Regions from separate parts of the Mus musculus genome. Here region 2 is linked to region 1. A link is a loop called in an ENCODE intact Hi-C map of the cell type or tissue named here. Cell type or tissue: heart. All regions are shown on one strand. Each heading gives the region's core, and the rest is flanking DNA. Links, peaks and the distances in the headings are about the cores only.

Region 1 (2,926 bases), core at 229-2,728:
TTTCTCAAGTAAAAAAGAAATATATGATGTGGTTTTATTGACTACAGTACAGAACTAAAATGGGATACATGAAAAAAATAAAAGGTGAACAAAGTTACGTTAAGTCATGCCTTACCTGGGGTTCAGGAGTCCTAATCGTGTTACACTGTATCTGAGGGTGAATGCTCACTTTACACTATCCTCTCTGTAAATAAATATTGAGTAGAAAACAATCTGGATAGTCCCTTGGACTTTTCATAAAAGTGTTTACTAACAAAAGTGTGCCCTGAAACACTAAGGTCATGAACTACAAATAGGTATTATACTAAATTTGGAAAATGCTGGGTAAGCAAAGTTATTTACTGCTATTATAAGAACTTTAGTGTACATACAGGTTCTGTGACTGTAAGTGGGCAGCACTTCCCAAAGGACCAAGGAACTCTGCTTAGTGGAGATTCCATCCTACTATTCTGCAGAAAGCCCCTTGAGAAGATGTTCATGTAAATGAGATTTACAACAGACCAATGAATATCTCAGAGAAGAATAAAAGTCACAGGATAAACTATAATTTTTATTAATAGGCAATTCAAGGGCAGGGAGAGCTCAGAGCACTTGCCTAGCATAGTTAATTCACATTAAGAGAAGGGGAAAATTACTCAGATTATTAACGACAGTTAATAGTCTTTATAAGTGTGCGACAGAAGCCCATTGTTTAATCGCAAGTAGCTTTCACAGAATGGGATATATATCCAGGGTATCAAAAAAATAGAAAATATAATCTCAAGAAATTAAAGTGTTACCATCTGACCTGAAACATGAAGAGCCCACTTACAGTGGTTTCTACATAGTGAGAGTCAGGTCTTCATTTATTATTTTGTACTGGTAGTAGCAACTTTAACAATAATCACACAGGGCTTTCATGACTCATTTTACTTCACCATCTGATAATTTAGACTATAAAATGAAGGTTAAAAAAATAAGTATCTATAGGTCTAAGATTCTCACTTCCTAAAACCCGCTCAGCAGCTTATGTTTTGAGAAGGTCTAGCTCTGTCCCACTGGCTCACTCAGAACTCATTGTAAACCAAGCTGGCCTTCAACTCCTGGGTAAACTTCTTGCTTATGCCTCCCAAGTCACCATGCCCAACCTACTCAACTAGTTGTTTATATGCTTTTTTCTATGACAGAAGTCTCACTACGTATCCCTGGCTGGCCTGGAACTCTCTATGTATACCAGAATAGCCTCAAGCTTACAGAAATCTTGCTGCCTCTGGTTCCTGGATGCTGGGATTAAAAGCATGAGCTATCACACTCATCCTACTCAAAAGTAATTTATACAAAGGAAACTTTTTAGAGTAGGTAAATTAAACTAAAACCAAGAATTACAAAGTTGCTAAATTTTTTAATCTTCAAAATAATAAAATAGGAGTTTAGTATGAGTCCATTCAAATAACAAAGACTCAGGCTTTAATCTTGATGTCTACTACAAAGTTATGACTTTAGATGAATGAGTTTCCAAAGTTACAATATATTTAGATGGAAGATAAGAACACAAAGAGACAGGGCAGTGTTTCTAGGCTCTCAGCTTCTGTACTACAATGAAAATACAACTTAAAACCAAAAGTTCCAGGAGCCTTAAGAATAACAGTCAATCTTCATATAAATTTTTTATAATTATGTGTTTCATATTAAGTAATTCTCTTTATGACACCATTTACAGAAATATACACAACAAAGCATAAACGAACTTGGAATTCAAATGAGCTATAAAACTTTAAAATGCTACTTTAGTAATTATTAGAACTAAAAACTATCTACTAGGATTCGTTAGGAATTGGCACAGAAATACTAATACCTTAAGAAAAAGGGGGCATTGATATTGTGCTTGAGGGCATGCTGACCAGAACCAGTCAGGTAATGGACCCGCTTTGGCAGTTGATACAAAGTATCCAAGGGCCAATGGTTGTTGAAGAATATTAGTTACTTCATCATGCGATTCTGTTGAAAGTAGCCGATCAGTACCCTGACCCTTAAAAAGACAAGAGTATTATTAGTTCATTTAATACATCTCTAGACAACAAATATAAATACAAATGCTTACAACAATTAATAATTTCATATTACTATCTCAATAAACCACATAAAATACTAAAAATTAAATGGTTATTTACTTAAGAGTCTCAATTAGTACTACATCTAACCTGGTGACAGGCCAATAATATCTACTACTCAGAGCTAAAGCAGGAGGATAAAAAGAAGTTAAAGGCCCGTGTAGGCTACAACGTTCAAGGTTAGTCTGGACAACTCTCAGCTAGACCATCTCAAAAGAAAAAAAGAGGGCTGAGGATCTAGGTTCACGGGAGCATACCTGTCTAACATATGTGACATTTAAATTTAATTCCAAGCCTAATAACTAAATGTAGTAATATCATAAAAGCAGTGTGTTACAAAAACTGTGAGACAAAATGAGTATGCCTCAGGTTGAACTGAGTACAAAATACAAATGGTTCAATATAGCTGCCACTTATGTCCTAATACTTATTCAACTAATTCCTTGCCCCAATTCAAAAGGCAGATTCCATTCTCTGTTCCCATAGCACTATCTATAAAATGCCATTAATTTCAACAGTGTTTTGGAAGACATTATAATACCACAGACTTTTATTCATTCCCTTTGAATTGGCCAACAAATTTCTCAGCATTTACTTTAAGAAAACAGATAAAAGAAAAATAAAATGCATAATAAAAATATTCATTACATCAGTACCTCAAGCACCATAAACCCTTCTACTGTGATAAGACAGGAGAAACAGCTTCTCCCCCAACGTTTTTATCAGTTCTTTGAGAATTTCATATAATGTGTTTTGATCATAAAATTAGTGGTACTTCTAATGTTTAAAAAAAAAGCAAGAATTTTGAAGAACCAGACATTGGTGGAATCCCAGCA
Region 2 (2,926 bases), core at 244-2,743, 220 kb after region 1:
TGCTACTGCGAAGGCTTCTTCGCATTTATCATCAGTAACAAGGAGAAGTTGAGACAAAAACAAATTAGCCGTGTAAGACAGACTAAGCTGGGTTCTAGAGATGGCTTTAGCAGATTAGAACATGTGCTGCAGTTCCAGGACCAGAGTTTATGCTGAATGCTGGGATTAAAGTCGTGTGCTACCACCACCACCACCACCACCTGACTAAAGTTAAACTTTAAAGACAGACTAAACCAGTACATGGCTTAATAAGGATAGTGACCAAGTGTCATGGGTGAAATCATGTCTGTACAGCTGCTACCTAGATTGACAGAGGTACAGGAAGACTGTGATACCCTCAACCAGATAAACACCACATCACTTTTTGTTTTAAATGAGTATTCACTCTATATTTGTGTATATTGTATGTGTCCACACACACATAGAGTCTATTATACACACACACACACCTTGCCTAATGAGAATCACTGCTAAGTATATTAAATCACCTTCCTGGCTTTGTGGTGAAGCTTAGTTGTTAGATATACAAGGGATGAAGGAGAGAAAGTGATTTGTGATTAAAATTTCACTGTGAAAGTCAGCTGAAATGACTTCCTGTTTAAAACTATTACATTCATCCCTCTTAACACTTATCACAGTTTCTCCAGGCAACTTGTTTTTTTAATATGATTAAATAACAAAGGGAGTTTGTAGAAGACTGAGGTGGGTGGATTTTTTCACAAGGCTATCACTTAAAATTAGGAAAAGGGAAGTAACTCATAGCAAATATTTTAACCCCAGCAATTAAAGGCAGAAGCGGGTGAATCTGAGTTTGATGCCCATCTAGTCTCCAGAGCAAGTTCCAGGACAGGCAGGGCTATAGAGAGAAACCCTGTCTTGTTCCAGACCACCTAGGGCTATATAAAGAGATCTTGTCTCTAAACAAAAACCAGAAAATGTAGTAAGGTTGTGGTACTCATTATCAGTAATAAACTGAAACATTTCTCTTGCTTTTGCCCTTTGCTTTCACCTCAAAGGAAGAGGATTGATTTTGTGGATTTAGATCATCCTCTCTAAACAGTTGCTGTCCCAGCACTGAGAAATGCTGCTAGGGCATAGAGCAATGGCTCAGCAGTGAAGAGCACTGTTGCTCCAGAGGCCTGTGGGTGTTCCCACACCGCAGCGAACAACCATCTCCAGTTCCAGGGGAGTCTGATGCCCTCTTCTGGCTTTCTTGAGCAATGCACACATGATGCAGACACATACAGGCAAAACACCTATATACATAAAAATAAATGTCCAAAGAGAGAGGGGAGGTAAGGGGATTGGGGCCGGGGGGAGATGCTACCAACCACCAGGATTGAGACTATAACTCCTTGCTAGAGATACTTTTGTTTTTCATTTTTTTCGAGATTGGGTTTCTGTGCAGCCTACGCTGTCCTGGAACTTGCTTTATAGGCCAGGCTAGCTACAAACACAGAGATCTGCTTGCCTCTGTCTCCTGAGGACTGGGAAGGGACTGAAGGCAGGCACCACCGCATGTGGCAAGATGGGTGATTTCTTTGTTTTTCAGATTTATTTTGTGATAGTTATGATGAACCACTATTATGTGAGTACTAGAAACCAAAACCATGCCCTCGAAAGGCACAGCATTGCTCCTGTGAAGCTATCTGACATATTTGCTAATTTTTTGTACAATTATTTTGAACATGAACATTACATTATCAAAGCTAGCTATGAGGTGTACTTAGGCAAATTGTTGATTATTAATATAAGAAATTATTCCCACTATTTTTATGTGAAACTAGATTCCACATAGCTTGTTTCATGAATATTTTTAAAAGCAAACAATTCAAGTATATTAAAAATAACAAGAATCTGTAACACTTAATACATAAAATGACCACTAAGATTTGTTATATATTTAAATAGCTCCAATGTCTCGGGAGAAAGTTTTATAACTGTTATCTTTTATACAAAAGTAGTTTATTAAATATGGTAACATGAACATATCTAACACGTTAATGAAAAAATTGTACATCTGTTATGTATGCTATAGTAAATATACTAAAATTTTTTTCTCTCAAGTAATAAAAAATCACTTCTATTTTATGTTCATTCAAATTTGCATTTAATTTCTATTTACATTCATTCAATCTGAAATCAAATATCTTAACACAGTAAACTAAATACAAGGTGAAATGCAGAAAAGATGTTGCCCTCGTAGAACTCCTAGTAAGGCAGCTGAAGAACTTATTTAATAGATGCAAAGCCAACTTGGGGTAGGAGAAAACATAGTTTAAAGAGCAAACACTGTCAGAAACCCGTCTTTTAGATGCTCCTTCAGAGAATCCAGGGAAATAATACTTGTGCTATAGTGTTGAGTCACATGAGAAAAGTACTATATTGTTGAGCAACAAACCATAGGCCCCTATGTGACAAATATTGTCACAACTGTTTGTCCAGCTAGCTAATGTCTGCTCCTGGGATGAAACCATAGATGTATGGATACTGACATCTTTGAGATACTAGCCATTTTCATTTTCAAAGCCTCAAAATCCATTTCTCATAAATTCAACATTTCTCATGAGAATAATCTTAGATCTAGCCCTTGTAACCTAGGAAATATACAACTAACTGAATATTTCTAAAATGGTCCTGTATTAAATATGATGTTCAAGGCTCAAGATATTAATGCTAAGATACATTTTGTTTATAGTTGTCAGCTATAGTACAGAATGTTGAATTTATGGAGTCTCTCACATGCATCCTATCCTCAAATCTCAAACTATCTCAAAAACGGTATGTGGGAAAATTCTTTAAGTTAAGAGCATACAAGGGGAACAAATAACATAATTTTCCTAATGGTCTGGTTCAAGTTCAAATAATTAATACATTGTTAATCACAGCTGGTTTATAAATCCCAGTTTAGTTATTCTGTAACACT

The links. A loop is a pair of places that touch in the nucleus more often than their neighbours do. Peaks named below come from ENCODE experiments on the same cell type or tissue, not always from the same donor. Only the 100,000 strongest peaks of a DNase experiment are listed, where the experiment ranks them.
Region 2: a loop joins it to region 1, with 2.4 times the contacts of the local background. A loop is called at or near these places in 3 of 42 quality-filtered maps.

Annotation. Positions count from the first base shown.
Region 1 is chr11:86,273,540-86,276,465 of GRCm38, forward strand. Med13 (mediator complex subunit 13) reads right to left here. Exons shown (of 30, transcript NM_001080931.2): 28 at 1,835-2,008. All of the region lies in intron 2 of Brip1os (BRCA1 interacting protein C-terminal helicase 1, opposite strand), which reads left to right. Among named protein-coding and RNA genes, the nearest start is that of n-TQttg2, 13 kb to the left of the region's middle. In heart, for the core only: no CTCF peak of the experiment used is centred there; no DNase peak of the experiment used is centred there.
Region 2 is chr11:86,496,923-86,499,848 of GRCm38, forward strand. Rnft1 (ring finger protein, transmembrane 1) reads left to right here. Exons shown (of 9, transcript NM_029788.5): 9 at 1-2,085. It overlaps Rps6kb1 (ribosomal protein S6 kinase, polypeptide 1), which reads right to left. Exons shown (of 15, transcript NM_001114334.2): 15 at 1,947-2,926. Among named protein-coding and RNA genes, the nearest start is that of Rnft1, 14 kb to the left of the region's middle. In heart, for the core only: a CTCF peak has its summit at 1,219 (motif pointing left); no DNase peak of the experiment used is centred there.